Regions from separate parts of the Homo sapiens genome. Here region 1 is linked to region 2. Evidence: chromatin loops called from intact Hi-C (ENCODE). Cell type or tissue: Calu3. All regions are shown on one strand.

Region 1 (8,000 bases), 120 kb after region 2:
AAGAGGATCTGGGACTTTCTGAAAACACTTTATCTCTGTTTGTTTCATGCACATTCCTAAGTGTTGTTCTCTATATTCTGATACTTCTACAACTCTTTGCCTCCCTTCTTTACCTTCCAAATTCATTTAGCACAGATTTCACCCATATTAACGCTTGAAGGGTCCCAAGAGGGCCCATGAAAAAAATTGTGGTAGTATTCATCCCACCCTCATTCCCCGCCCCCAGCACTGATGGAATTCTGCTGGATCTGGTGTAATAATTTTTGCAACCAATGATATACTCAACAAAATGTCATTCGTTTTAGACTAAAATACAGCATTATCCAAGTTCATAAAGGGCAGGCACTATGGAATGTTTTCTCTGAGGAACTAATGCTACATATTTAGCTGAGTTAATAAAGAAGCAGTATGGCCTAAAGAAGCAAAAACTTTATATTGTGATTGGCTTGAATCTTTTCTTTCACATCCTGTACCAGACAGAGAAGATTTACTGTGAAGCTAAAAATGTTTCGTTGATGTTTCAGGGCCCCATATTTGTATGGGCCCCAGGACAGGCCATAGCAATTTTGTGTTTGTAATTTTGTATTTTACTATTTTCAGCATTACCTTTTCCAACCCCTGTCAAGTTGTAGAAGCTTCAAGCCTCACAAAACATAGACTTGCGCCCATGTTATGACTTCCTCCAAGCAGGGTCCTGACATTGCTAATCTTCTGAATGAACAGCAGTTACATTGATAGAAAGGAGTTATAAACTTACAGCGCTTTGTTTTTTTTGATTGGGAAAAATTCCCATCCACTTCTCTTTCTATGCCTTTTATTCATCACTTGTCAGTACAAAAATACAACAAATAATAAAGGACACATATTTTCATAAAATAGCAATTAAACAATGTCTATTTTTATTTCAACCAAGAGTAGAGCAATAAGTTGTATCCGAAATGAGAGAAATTATTTCCATATTATGTTGAATAATACACATATCAGAGCAAAGACCATAGGAAGACAGACAAGGAGAAAACATAAGAGCTATTATAAGTAGTGATTGTGAGAAAACATATGCAATATACTAGATAAAAGGAGAATATCTCTAATAGCTGACAGACAGCTCCCTGGATCATTTGTGTTTCTGCACATCTTATAAATAAGGCATTAACTGTCCTTTGTTCTGGACTATGTCTTCAAGAATGTATGGATAGCAAACAACATTGGAAGTTATAGACAGTGTCTATCTCTGGAGCAAAAGGCAGGAATGCTGACTGTCCATTATAAAAACTTTGGGTTTCTTCCCTTTAACACAACTTACTGAATGTGCAGATGTCATCTAGCCCCATCGGCAACATCCGTGTGGGACTTGTAGGTGAAGAGAACTGACCCAAACATACTGATGCTCATGATGCTTCCTGTGTCCTGAGAAATAATGCCCTTTGTCTCTGACCCAGGAGTCTTGTGTCTTCTGCCTGCATCCATAAAACTATAGCAGAATGACTGTTAGTTTTCAAGTAGTGTAAAATTTCAAATCTTCACAGATTTTGACACGTATACAGTGAGCTTATGCAACTTAATAAAAACGAATAGAAAAGCAAACTAGTAAGATAAATATTTAGTAGAACATAAAAATGTAAACATCTATACTTTAATACCTTTACATCTTTACTCATCAGGAGTTATTAAATAATATTAAGATGTCATTTTGCACTCATCAATTGACAAAAACTAAAAAAAATAGCAATAGGAACCAGACGCAGAGAAGAGATAGACAAACAGATACTTTCATGTATTGCTGGTGGATGTGAAAAGTAATAAAACAGTTTAGAAAAGTTGTGTGTTTATATCTTCTTGGCCAGCCGTCCCACTTTTGAAATCTATCAAAGGGAATAAAACTCCAATGACTCTGTCTGTCTTTCTTTCTCTCTGTCTCCCTCTCTATATATACACAAGTATATGTGTGTGTATGTATGTATGTGTAATCTTTAGATATAGGTAGCTTATCCTTGTCTGAAATGGGATGCAATTATGAGAAAGAAAATATTAGATCACTATGTATTAACTTGAAAGGATGCCCATGAATTATTAAGTTACAAAATTACAAATGTAATATAAGAAGTGATTTGATTCTTCTTTTGAAAAAGAATAAACATAGTACATACATGTGTGTATGTGTAACTTTATTGTAATCTGTCACAATGGGCAAGTAAGGATTGAATATATTATTTAATCCAAAGGTAACTGCAAATTGACTTTCCTCTGGTGCTGTGGAAGAGATTAATAACTTACACTGAGCTAGCATCTCAATCTCAATAGCAGCTTAGTCAAAGCTGCAGTTAGGCTTTGGAATCAGACAGACTGGAATTCCTATCTGGATTGGACAGCTGACTGGCTGAATGAACCTGGGCAAGTCATTTGGTCTTTCTGAGCCCCTGTTTATTATCTGTTAAAATGGAAATAACAATAGTGTCTACCTCACATATTTTTAACTTACAGTTCTGTCATAGAGTCAATGATGGTATTGGTAATGAAATTTACCACTTAAAGTGGATATTTTATGTGATTCTCTTCTTGTCTTTTAAAAATAGTAGATAGCTCACTTAGCTGCCTATACAGAAATGATAATACCTCAGATTTTCTCACTATTTTTCTATACAAGCTCATCAAACAACAATTGAACAAAGGCCTTGAGGTGCCCAGAAAGCCGAAGTGTGCACATTGTTAGTGCTGTTTATCTTCAATGAAGATTAGAACTGCGACCATTAGATGGCTTAATGGGTGTGAAGAAAACCTTTAGTAATACAGCTAAAGTATCATTAGCATGTTTACAGTTTACCATCTGAAACAACTGTTATATTTTACAAATGAAAAAATAATTATCCCACACCTTCCTTAAGTAAAAACCATAGTTTCCTGTCAAATTGAGTGCAAGAAATCCCTAAAAAAATGTAAAAAGGCTGTTGTCCAAGTTTTTATTTCAATAACATCAGAGAAAATAAACCAGCTGAGCTACTTGTCATTTTCTTTAATTTCTCAACTATGGAGTGCTTCAGTGAAGGAGCTATTTATAACTCTCATTTCTCCTTTAAATTCTTACCTTGTAGCGATCTAGCTAGATTGGAGAAAAGCCCTAATTTTGTTCAGGATTGCATAGGCTGCCATCAAATCATGGTTTTGAATTAATCAAAAGTCTGATTACTCTCCCTGAAACTACACAAGTATTAATGGTTTCCTTGTCAGCACTTAATGAGAATTTTCTTTGGATTGATAGTCTCCAGTGCTTTGTTCATTCACGTATGTACAATTTTTAATCATCAGTTTAGGTAAGATGTGAGTATTTGTTTTCAAGTTGTAGAAGATAATGGGACTATTAATGTAACTTAAAAGTAGAATCTGGAAAGTTGGCATGCTAAAATATGAACATAAAGATGCTGGAATCTGGAAGCTCCATGTCTCAGGGTGTTGATATTATTGTGGAAACCAAATGAAATCCTACAGAGCAAGGACTATGCTATAGACACTGCCTCTATATTTCTAGGACCTAGAGCAATACCTGGCACCCAGCCCCAGGGGAAGAAAAGGGAGGAGGAAAACACTTGACCAAAATGCAGCAAAGCGAGACATTAGTTAAAACATTCACTTCGTGCTAGAAAGAAGTTGTGGCTTCATTTATGTGTCAGAGCTTCTGTTAAACATTTTCTAAAGTCAACATACACATGATGCTTTATTTCCTCTAAGATAAAATGTCAGTTTCCGGGAATAGAATCATGGTGAATGCCCCTTCTGTCTTATCCCTCTCAATCCCTTGTCAAGCGACAACTTCAATAGCTATTGAAAGGAAAGGCACATGTGCACAGAGAGTTAAAACATTTCTTACACGGTGTTAAGAAGGTCAGCAGAGATTTCAAGGTCATTTTTGCCTTCTATTTTCTTAGGACTCTGAGGAGAAAGATGATTTATGAAATGCATTCCTTTTCCATAAAGTGTGTTTGGTTTGGAGAGGATACCATTTAAGCATTAAATTAAATCATCTAATCATCATCAATAAAAGCCAGCTTTTAGTCACTTTTTAAAGATTTTTGAGCACTATAAAATAAAATCTCAAAGCTTTTAATTTCAAAATAAACAACATAATTGAAATAGTTTATTTTTTAATACATGAGGCTGTTTAAGAGGCCTAGGGGACCTAGAAATATTAAATGCTCTTTTCCAGATGGAAAGACAGGCAGAGGAAGAACCAGTGCGCAGAGAAGTCAGTAAATGAGATGGCATGACATAGCAGTTAAGACCACAGCCTCGAGAGCAAGCCAACACTTAATGTATTTCCGTTCTCAGACAAATCCCTTCACCTCTCTGTGGCTCGATTTTCTCATTCATAAAATGTACATAATGGTAGTAACTTTCTCTCAAGGTTGTTTTGATGATTAGATGATTTAATTTATATAAAGCTGTCAGAAATATGTCTAACACACATTAAATGAGCCTTTGCAGTTATAAAAAGACAGAAATATGTTGGAAATAAAGATAAATACCAAAATAGTAATTATTTGTTAAATGTGACAGGTTTATATCTCTTGCCTCCAAGCTCCCAGAAACAAAAGACAGGATTCTTGTAGCTCTTCCATCCAGTGAGTCCAAAACTGTGCAGATGGGCAATTGCTAGTACAGATTCAGGGACTTTAAGAGAAAGAACAGAATGCAGAAATCACAGCTGTGTCCAAGAGATGAATATTCCAGTTCCACAAATGGCTGTCCATCTCCCGGAGTCATTGTGCCAGTAGCAACTGTGGGCTCACTTGGAAAAGGAATGAGGTGGGCTGGGTGAGGTGGCTCACACCTGTAATCCCAGCACTTTGGGAGGCTGAGGTGGGCGGATCACCTGAGGTCGGGAGTTCCAGACCAGCCTGAACAACATGGTGAAACCCTGTCTCTACTAAAAATACAAACGTTAGCTGGGCGTGGTGGCAGGAATGTGTAATCCCAGCTACTTGGGAGGCTGAGGCAGGAGGATCGCTCAAACCTAGAAGCTGGAGGTTACAGTGAGCTGAGACCATGCCATTGCACTCCAGCCTGGGCAATAAGAGCAAAACTCCATCAGAACGAATGAAAAAGAAAAAAGAGAAAGAAAGAAAGAAAGAGGGAAGGAAAGAAAGAAAGAAAAGGAAGAAAGAAAAAGAAAGAAAGAAAGAAGAAGGAAAGAAGGAAGGAAAGAAAGAAAGAAAGAAAATGAAGTGGTTCTTAACCTGTGTTTTGTGGTGTTTGCTCATCATGACCCTGTCACCTGTGTGCTTCCAAAGTTGCAAAGCGTGACATTATATTTTCTTCTTCCATCAGTAATGGGTTTGCTTAACATCTGCCAGAGTAAAGGTTTAACTGAGCACACCCTATGTGTTGGCTGAGAGTCAGTTTCCAGTCAAAAAGCACAGTGACCAGCTTATCGGGAAGGTAAGTGTTGTTTGCACTTTGCCTTATGAGAGGAGCTCAGAGAGGGCAGATACAAACAGTGTCAGGGCTGAAGGGCAGCCTAGTACTTTGTAAGGCAAAGAACTGTGAGACCCTGTTATCTGACATTTATGATTATTTGGTTATCATTGACTACTTAATATTGTCTGAAGATTTTTAATTCCCTCAAGTATTTCTCTCTTGTTCCCACATACTTTCAAAGAGTACCAGGAACCCAGAGGTGAGAATCACTAGAATGAGTGCTAATGGCTTCAAGGTCATCAAGAATTATTTTTTAAATTATTTTTTATTTCAGTAGGTTTTTAGGAAGCAGGTGGTATCTGGTTAAATGGATAAGTTATTTAGTGGTGATTTCTGAGATTTTGGTGCACACATCACCAAGCAGTATACATTGTACCTGATGTGTAGTCTTTAATCCTTCACCCTCCTCCTGCCCTTTCACCCATGTCCCCAAAGTCCAATGTATCATTCTTATGACTTTGGGTCCTCATAGCTTAGCTCCCACTTATGAGTGAGAACATACGATGGTTGGTTTTCCATTACTGGGTTACTTCACTTAGAATAATGGTCTCCAATTCCATCCAGGTTGCTGTGAATGCCATTATTTCATTCCTTTTTATGGCTGACTAGTATTCCATTGTGTTTGTGTGCATATATATATATATATATATATATAAAATAGTATAAATATATATATAGTGTGTGTACATATATAGTATAACAGTATAAACAGTGTTTATAGTATAAGCAATGCCAGTGCTCAACTGGAGAATTGCTGTTAATTCCACTAAACAATATATATCATAAATATATAGTGAAATTATATGTATATAATTTCAACATATATAGTTGAAATTATTGTGGAAATCAAATGAAATGATATATATATATATATATATATCACATTTTCTTTATCCACTTATTGATTAATGAGCATTTGGGCTGGTTCTATATTTTTGCAATTGCAAATTGTGCTGCTATAAACATGCGTGTACAAGTATCTTTTTAGTATAATGACTTCTTTCCTTCTAGGTAGAAACCTAGTAGTGGGATTGCTGAAACAAATGGTAGATCTACTTTTTTTGTGGTTTTGATTTGCATTTCCCTGATAATTAGTGATGTTAAGCATTTTTCCATAGGCTTGTGTCACCAATAAATTTTTGATATGTAAATGTAGTCTTTTTGCATAGCTATGCAAATATGTATTATTATTTTATTTTTAAAATTGTCGATGTAAACATGAGGTAAAGTCTTTTTTTCAGTATCTATTTTCTCTTTTGAAATACTTACACAAATGATTGAGAAAAGGAAAACAATCATAGATCATTGTATTACCCTAAAAGGGCAAAGATTTTGGGATAAAGAAGGATGGGAAGGTAAGGGGTTTCCTAAATTTCTTGGCTTTTGCCTCGAATGACTATTTGTTAGGAGATTAAAGGTTTTTACAAAATGTGCCAGTGGCTGGGTGCGGTGGCTCATGCCTGTAATCCTAGCACTTTGGGAGGCTGAGACGGGTGGATTGCCCGAGCTCAGGAGTTTGAGAGCAGCCTGTGTAACATGGCAAAACCCTATCTCTACTAAAAATCAAGAAATTTGCCTAGCATGGTGGCACATGCCTGTAATCCGAGCTACTCAGGAGGCTGAGGCAGGAAAATCACTTGAACCTGGGAGGCGGAGGTTGCAGTGAGCTGAGATAGCACCACTTAACTCCAGCTTGGGAGAGCGACAGAGCGAGACTCTGTCTCCTAAATAAATAAATAAACAAACAACAGTGCCAGTGCTCAACTGGCGAATTGCTATTAATTCCACTATACAAGACTATGCCATTAATAGAAATGAATATTTTCACGTAGTGATATATTTTTAAATGATATTTATGGCAAACATCCGTTAGTTGACAACCCAGAGCTCTGGCATTTGCCATAACTTTGCAAAAAAAATTATTGTGCTAAACATAATTATGGTTATTTTTTCTTCAACGAAAAGCTTAGTACTGAAATTTGGTTATGTTCCAGAATCTAAATTTCTGTTTCCATCTGAGCAAGTCTACGAAGTAATTGGTCTATTTTATTAGTATAAAATTGACTGTATGGGTAACTTGAAATATATACACTGTACATACATGTCAGAAAAGTTACAAAATGGCAAAAATAATATGTTGTTCTTGCTTTCAGAGCAGGAAACAATGAAGTGGTGGGGGTGGGTGCTTGATGGGGTAGAAGCTTCAATTAAATGTCAGAATACTCAGGTTTCACTCCTGATTTAGAAACTTCACTGGAAACTGAAGCACATCGCTGAAGCTCATTAAGCTTCAGATTTCCCCTATGTAAATGGAATGCTAATATCTGATCCTATCATCCCAGTAAGTTTCTGTGAGGATCTTGTGATACGATGTATGTGAACACACTATGTAAATATATGGCAATATTCATCAAAGTATCGTCTTATGGTGCCCTATTCTCTTCTTGATACAAATATTTCATTTTCCCTGTTTTAAAATAGTCTTTTTTATTATACCAGGAATAAATGAATATTTTATCATCAGAGAAATA
Region 2 (8,000 bases):
GGGGGAAATTTTAAATAATCATATTTGACACTATTTTTGAACCCTTTAGATTTCCATCTTCTAGAATCCTCAAGTCTCCTAGGCTTTAAAATAACATATCTTTTTACTTCAAACAGAGGGAATTTAGCTGGATGATCCAGTCCTGGCAAGACAATCAGTAGTCATTATCTAAGGAAAAATTATAGCAAGTTTGGAGTATACTTCAGGCTATGATCTTTCTAATACTAGAAACTATTGTCATACTTTCCCCGATTAAATGTGAAGTGCTGGTAGATCTTTTCACAAACAAACCTATTTAATTTTTTTCCATGGCTCTTTTCTTTACTTCAACTTAGAATATTCTTAATAGGAGAGCTAAAAATATTTCTGTAGAATACTCTTATAATGCCTTTGTTGGAGAATGTAGGATTAATGTTAATAAACAGAATTATCTCTGACTCTTGCAACGTAACTGACAGTTTTCAGGAATCTGTATGGCCCAGATTATAACAACCCAGGTCCTAATAAGATGTGACATGATGTAATTCTACTAGGACTAAGAAGATGTTGGGTTGTTGTGGTATGCACTTAACTGGTGACTATTTCACTGTAGCATAATGTCCAGGTTAAAAAAAAAATCATCTCCACAGAGTAAGCCTGTGAGATAATTAGCCACCTTTGAGGATGGCTAGTTGTCCTTTCCTCTATGATGTCAAAGTGATTATCCATGCTAAGGTGAAACACAAATGAGTCAAAATAATTTATTTTTTGAGACAACTGAATGATTTTTCCCTGGTGAAAGGAAGAAATAGTTTGATTCCTCATTAATCCACAGGGTCTTCCAGCCTCACCCTCTTTTTTTGTTTGCTTTACAAAGGCCACTGAGGACAAATGTGAACAAAACTCAGGGATAGTTCTCCTTCAAGAGTCATTTCCCAATAGAATTTTGTCTTTTCTAACCACCTTAACACAGAATTTCCCTTTGTGCTTATTTCATATGTGTGAAAACATTTAATAAAAATGGTGTTAGCATTGAAACTGTGGATATGAAATTAATTGGGGAGATTGTATGCTTATGATTATTGGTGTGCCTTTTTGTACTATATTTTAGTGATCTAACAATAATTCAAATTATGGAATGGGAAACTTCTGAAAAACAGGTGGTTTCTAAAAAGAACAACTTTTTTTTTTTGAGAAAAACCTTATTGCGCTAAGATGGACTACCATCTTAGATGACGGACACAGTGTCATTGCATATCTTGGACTACAGAATAAATGAGATAACAGTATGGTTTGTATAAAGAGCTGTTCAGGGACATTCTTCAGGGCAGCTTTGTACACAAGACAAATATTTACTGAGCTTGCTTCATGAGTCGAAAAGAATGCTTGCTCTGTTCAATGATTCTAACACTTAATCTCGTAGCAGCAAATATGTAAGGCTTTGGAAAGATCATGGCTGTGAGGAACATCTGAATTGGGTTGGATTTTATCACTCATCAGTAATGTAACTTCATACAGTATTTAAATTCTTTAGGCTCCATTTTCTCTTCTGTATAAAAGTGGTTACGGTTGTTGATAGCTACTGCAGAGAGCTGTTGAGATTAAAAGAGTAAATGCGAGTGCTTCAGTCATCTTACCAGATATATAGTGGGCACTTTATAGATGCTAGTGTTTTTTTGCCCTATAGTCAGAAGAATGTTGTTATTTGTAAACTTCTGCTTTTAATCTGTTTTAAAATTATTATTTAATTAACAATTAAAATATGGAAGAAAATAAAACAGGATTACACTTTGTGAGCTCAGTAAGTCATATAAATGTCTGACAGAGAAATAAATTGATGGTATATTACGCTAGCCTGTGACTGTTAACGCCATTTGGATGCCTGCTATGGAAAGAAAACATGTATGTTAAACATACCTCCATCTTCACTACTTAGAGGCAAAGTAAAAGAGAAAATATTGCTTTTGTTTAATCTTATTGCAGAATAATTCTTTTAAAGTTCAAGTCTAAGGGAAACTAATATATAGCATTTTCTGGTTTTAAAAGTAACTTTCTTTGATAGAAATCCATTATCATATCTTTGTTAATTGGGGTTTGTAAAAATGTAGTGTAAATTTTGAATTTCAGTGAAACTCTGATGGTGACAAGTTTTATTCTTATTTTCTCCTGGAGGCATCCATGAAGACCTCCTCTTAAGGATGGTGTACAAAAGTGAAGATAAAATTAAGTATATTTTACAGGAGAAAAGATGTTTCATGAATAAATTGATGTGTGCTAGTAAATTCAATGTGTAGCATTCCTTTCTTGATATAGTAGCAATTCAGTTGTAAGCAGGTTAAATTTAGGGTCCTCTTAAACCACTGTTTCTTTGCGCTCTTTCTGAATGATGAATATTTCATTTCAAAAATTTATCTGGGGAATTTTACAGACTGGGAAGAGAAGATTATTGTAGTTTTTTTATATTGTGTTCAGATCTCTTTTTTATTGTTATTTCCACTCAATTTAAAGAACTCTTTTGTATAACACTTTCTATAACAGAATATGTTATTTAGAAAGAAATTTAAAGAATGAGTAAAGAAAGAATTATTCTTAAATGAATATTTTATTTCAAACTTGTACATTTTCATTGGTGCCATCTGTAATTGAGAGGCACTTTGAAATGTCTTAGGAAGCTCAGCAACCTCTGGCAGTTTCTCTCATTTCATCTGTCTTTACATACAACTATGACAGAAGTGGATTGGCACATTGCTAACCGAGTTCCCTGAGGACTTCTTGTTGTGGTTGCTGTTTAAGACATTATTCATGCCTCATTCAACAATAATTTTTCTGACTAACAATCATTTTTCTCACCATGTCTCAGCAACAAGTCCTATGACTTTCCTCTAGTAATTTTTGTTTGTTGCATGTTTTAAATAGAATTTTATGTTTCCAATTTATGCTTGTAAGTGTGAGTCTGTGTGCGCATATATGTGTGTGAATGCATGCATATTTCAAGGAATCCAAAGTGAGATTATACGAAAATCAGGAAGATTTTCAAAAAGCAATTTTGGATGCAGACTCCAGGGTAGAAAGATATTTTATAAGAACAAATGATCTACAAAGTTGCAAAAATTTGAGGCGTGCTATGCTTTTGATTTATTTGGGTATCTGGGTGATTTGTTGGCTGCAGGTCTATGTGAATAGATCTTTGTTAAACTCTGGAGTAAAAATATGCTGCCCGTAGGAGCCTTGTTGATAATAACGCTTCAAATGCGTTACTCACCTTGCAATCATCAAATGCCACAAGTGATAGAGAAGCCAGATCAACTGACTCAACATTTATTCCATCCTTAATATGTTTTCTGTATGGCAGAGACTAGAAAGCTTAAAAATACATTTCTCAGACTTCCTTTGGAGCAGAAGCTCCAGATGTAATTTAAATTTAATCAATCAGATGTACTCAGGAGAGGCTTGAATGCAGAGCAGGGTGAAGTGGGGAAAGGGAGGGTGTAGTGGGGTCATGCATTTTCCTGGTGCATGGCCTGACTCAGGAACCAGCAGTTCCAGCAGCAGCTTCCTGATCCCTGGAGCCTAACTGGGTTACTGTCTTGATTCCCCATTTTCCTAACTGAAGCTGAGGTAGAAGTTTCCTTGTTGAGCCAGTTTTGCCGTGATGACCTGCGAACTGTTCTTTGAGGTCCAGCCCAGAGCAAGTTTCTCCAAAACATCTAACAATTTTGGAAGTACCTCATTCTTAGTACTAAATCTCTTTGGTTCACAATAGTCACATTGTTTTCTGTCATCTGCAGTTGAACATTGACTAACACACACATACTTGATAATTTTTCTCTTCTTGTGACTTGTTGCTTCACCACAACATTTTTCCTTGAGTGTTTACTTTAATCACTACCTATATTAAACAATATCTACTTAAAGCCAACATTAACAGAGATAATCTTGCCTCTATTCACTGCAGATACATAGTTAATTGAAAATTAATCCAAGGGATTCAGAGACAAAATTGACATGAGAACAATTTCACTCTTAGTTTTCTTGGGGACTGATTTTCAGAGTTAACACCATATATTAATAATATGAATAGTGATGCATTTACAATAATAATGAAAAGCCATTTATAGATTGGCAATAGTTACGTTCAATTTAGCAATTTAGGTAATCATTGTTATAGTTTATTATAGATGAAAATGTATTAAATTGTATAAGAACAAATGCCTTCTAAAAGCTTAACAGTCTTTTCTGATTGTTTTATAAAACTCTATTGCTGTTAAAAGAAACAAGGAGATGATCTTTTAGCAAAAAGGAAAATCTGCATTTGGGATTTCTTTTTGTTGAAATATATGTTTTTCTAATTTTTTTTAGTTGATCTCTTCAGATTTGGCAATGCACAAAAATGGATTTGTCTTTTTTATTTTTAATAAATTTTATTTTTTAGAACAGTTCTAGATTTATAGAAACTCTATGAAGATAATGGAGTTCCTATATATTCCCTCACTCAATTTCCTCTATTACTAAGATTTATGTAACTACAGTATAGTTGTTATAATTAGTGAACAAATATTAATACATATTTTTAACCAAAATTTATACTTTATTCAGTTTTCCTTAGTTTTCACCTAATGTCCTTTTTTTTGTTCTAGGTTCCATCCAGGATACCACATTACATTTAATTGTTCTGTTTCCTTAGCTTCCTCTTAGAGATGAGTTTCTCAGATTTACTTTGTTTTTGATGACCTTCACTGTTTTGAAGAGTACTAGTCAGGTATTTTACAGAGTGTCCTTTAACTGGGTATTGTTTGATGTTTTTCTCATAATTAGATTGAGGTCCTGGATTTTTGAGAGGAAGACCACAAAGATAAAGTGTGATTTTTACTACATCACATCAGGGGAGAATATACTATCAACATGACTGATATGGTTTGGGTCTGTGTCCCCACCCAAATCTCATCTTGAATGGTAATCTCCAGGTGTTGAGGGAGAGGCCTGGTTGGGGGTGATTTGGATCATGGGGGTGGTTTCCCCCATGCGGTTCTCATGATAGTGAGTGTGTTCTCATGGGAGCTGATGGTTTTATAAGCGTCTGGCATTTCCCCTGCTTGCACTTCTCTCTCTCACCTGCCGCCATATAATACGTGCCTTCTTCCCCTTTCGCCATGATTGTAAGTCTCCTGAGACTTCCCCAGCTGTATGGAACTAAACCTCTTTCCCTTATAAATTACCCAGCCTTGGGTAGTTCCTTATAGCAGTGTGAAAATGAACTAATACAATGACTTATCACTGTTAATGTTGATCTTGATCATCTGGCTGAGGTGATATTGTAAGGATTCTCCACTGTAAAGTTACAGTGTTCTTGTTCCCTTTCCACACTGGATGGAAAGAAGTCACTATTTACAGCACCCATTAAGGACTGGGGAGTTATGCTCCATCCATTTGAGAGTGGAGTATCTGTAGAAATTGTTTTGAAATCTTCTGCATTGGAGATTTGTCTATTCTTCTCATTTATTTGTATCAGTATCGACTCATAGATATTCATCTTATTTTGGATTGTAACCAATGCTACTTTATTTCTTTTATTGTTCCTTCTATTCCAGCTTTGACCATTGAGAGCTCTTTCAGTTGACTTCTGTGTCCCTTTGACACCATCATTGTGTTTTTTGTTTAACACTTCCTTGCTTTCTGGTAGTATAAGATATTCTAACCTTATCTTATATTATTTCCCCCTCTAGTCCTAGAATCTGCTTGTTCTTTCAGGAAACCTGGTTCATTTTAGTGAAGGATGGTAGTAGGAGCTATTAGATGTGTTTATTGGTACTGAAGATGTGCTAATTGATTCTAGGCCCTCTCAAGTTCCAACAGAGCAAGGAAATATGCGTATCTATACTAACCTATGTATATACCCATATCTATCAATATTTCTATGTGAAACCATCTGTATCTATTTTTAGCTAAACCTGAGTTCATAATGACATCTCTGGCTCATATAATTCATTATCATATGGATCATCCTAGCCTCGTTTTGCTTACCTGTAACTTCACACTTCAACAGTGAGAAAAGTGGCTCCCATCATCTACCACCTGTTTACTTAATAACTAAACCACCTGTTTACTTATTCAATTCTAGTGTACCTATACAGTGGCATCGGAAGTCTTAATGTATACTTTCATAGGAACAACTTTCTCAATTAAAATATGGTGTTGGTGTACAGTTTCTTTTGCCTTTAGTCGTATAAACTCCACTCATTTACATGGTTACTTAGGTCAGCACCTTTTCCTCTACCTTTTCTGTGAGATAGTTTCATACATTTATCATATAGTTAGACTGTTTTCTCATATTCTGCATTCCATTCTGGGACCTTCCCAAACTTTGAAATAATTTTTAACAATCTGCATACATTAAGTTTCTCTCTTTGGGCTGTGAGGTCTATGGGTTTTCACAAGGTATAATGTCATGTACCCACAATCACAGTATTTTGCAGAGTAGTTTCAGACTTCTAAAAGATCCCCCATGTTTCACATATTCAACCCTCCTCAATACCCTGAACCCTTGGCAACCACTAACTTTTTAGCATTACTACAATTTTATCTTTTCAGCATTACTACAACTTTATCTTTTCAAGAATGTGTCATAAGTGGAATCATGCAGTATGTATCCTTTTCAGATGTAGCAATATTAAGGTTCCTGTGTGTCGTTTCATGGCTTCATAGCTCATTACTTTTTATTGATAAATAATATTTTATTGTGTGAATGTACCACAGTTTATCCACTCATCTACCCATTGAAAGATATCTTTATTGCTTTCAGTTTTTGATGATTATGAATAAAGCTGCACATATTCACATGTAGATTTTTATGTGAACATAAGTTTTCAAATGAATAAATACTTAGATGAATGATTCCTGGATCATATTATAAGCCTATGTGTAGCTATGTAATAGACTACCTATCTTCCAAAGTGGCTATAAAAATGTTAATTCTGCTTTTAGTTCTTTAAGGAATCTCCACATTGTTTTCCATAGTGGTTGTACTAGTTCACATTCCCACCAGCACTGTAGAAGTGTTCCCTGTTCACTGCATCCATGCCAATATTTATTTATTTTTATTTTTTTAAGTATAGCCATTCTTGCAGGCGTAAGGTCATATCACAATGTGATTTTGATTTGTATTTCCCTAATCATTAGTGATGTTGAGCATTTTTTCATAAGTTTGTTGGCCATTTGTATATCTTCTTTTGAGAATTGTCTATTCATGCCCTTAGCCCACTTTTTGATAGGATTGTTTGTTTGTTTTTCTTGCTAATTTGTTGAGTTCATTGTAGATTCTGGATACTAGTCTTTTGCCAGATGTATAGATTGTGAAGATTTTCTCCCACTCCGTAGGTTGTCTGTTTACTCTGCTGACTGTTCCTTTTGACACCCAAAACTCTTTAGTTTAATTAATTCTCAGCTATTTATCTTTATTTATCTTTGTTTTTATTGCATTTGCTTTTGGGTTCTTAGTCATGAAACCCTTGCCTAAGCCAATGTCTAGAAGGGTTTTTCCAATGTTATCTTCTAGAATTTTTATAATTTCCAGTCTTATATTTATGTCCTTGATCCATCTTGAGTTGATTTTTGTATAAGCTGAGAGATGAGGATCCAGTTTCTTTCTCTGGCCTGGTGTTTGCTTGAGCCCAAGAGTTCAAGACCAGCCTGGGCAACATGGTGAAACTCTATCACTCCAAAAAGAAAAAATAAAGTTCATTCCGGCCAATGATGAATAAGAGTTTCTTGTGTTCTACCTTCTCACTCACATTTGGTATTGTCAGGACTTGGATTCTAGCCATAGTAATAGGTGTGCACTTCACTGTTGCTTTAATTTGCAATTCTATGGTGACAAATTTTTAATTAAGTTATTCTTTTCTTAATTTTTAATTTTTTAAAGTTATTTCTAATTTTTAAGTTATTTCTTATTGTTGCACTTCAAAAATATTTTTGTATATTTTGAAAAATAATTTCTCTCAGTCTATGACTTGTCTTTTGATTCT

What was found. A loop is a pair of places that touch in the nucleus more often than their neighbours do. Peaks named below come from ENCODE experiments on the same cell type or tissue, not always from the same donor. Only the 100,000 strongest peaks of a DNase experiment are listed, where the experiment ranks them.
Region 1: it touches region 2 in a loop (4-fold over the local background); 1 of 110 quality-filtered maps calls a loop at or near these places.

The regions. Positions count from the first base shown.
Region 1 is chr2:180,408,145-180,416,144 of GRCh38, forward strand. It overlaps LOC105373769 (a long non-coding RNA gene), which reads right to left. Exons shown (of 3, transcript XR_923636.3): 3 at 1,388-1,471. Among named protein-coding and RNA genes, the nearest start is that of SCHLAP1, 280 kb to the right of the region's middle. In Calu3, no CTCF peak of the experiment used is centred here; a DNase peak (open chromatin) is centred at 3,567.
Region 2 is chr2:180,288,505-180,296,504 of GRCh38, forward strand. No RefSeq gene overlaps it. Among named protein-coding and RNA genes, the nearest start is that of EPCART, 170 kb to the left of the region's middle. In Calu3, no CTCF peak of the experiment used is centred here; a DNase peak (open chromatin) is centred at 3,567.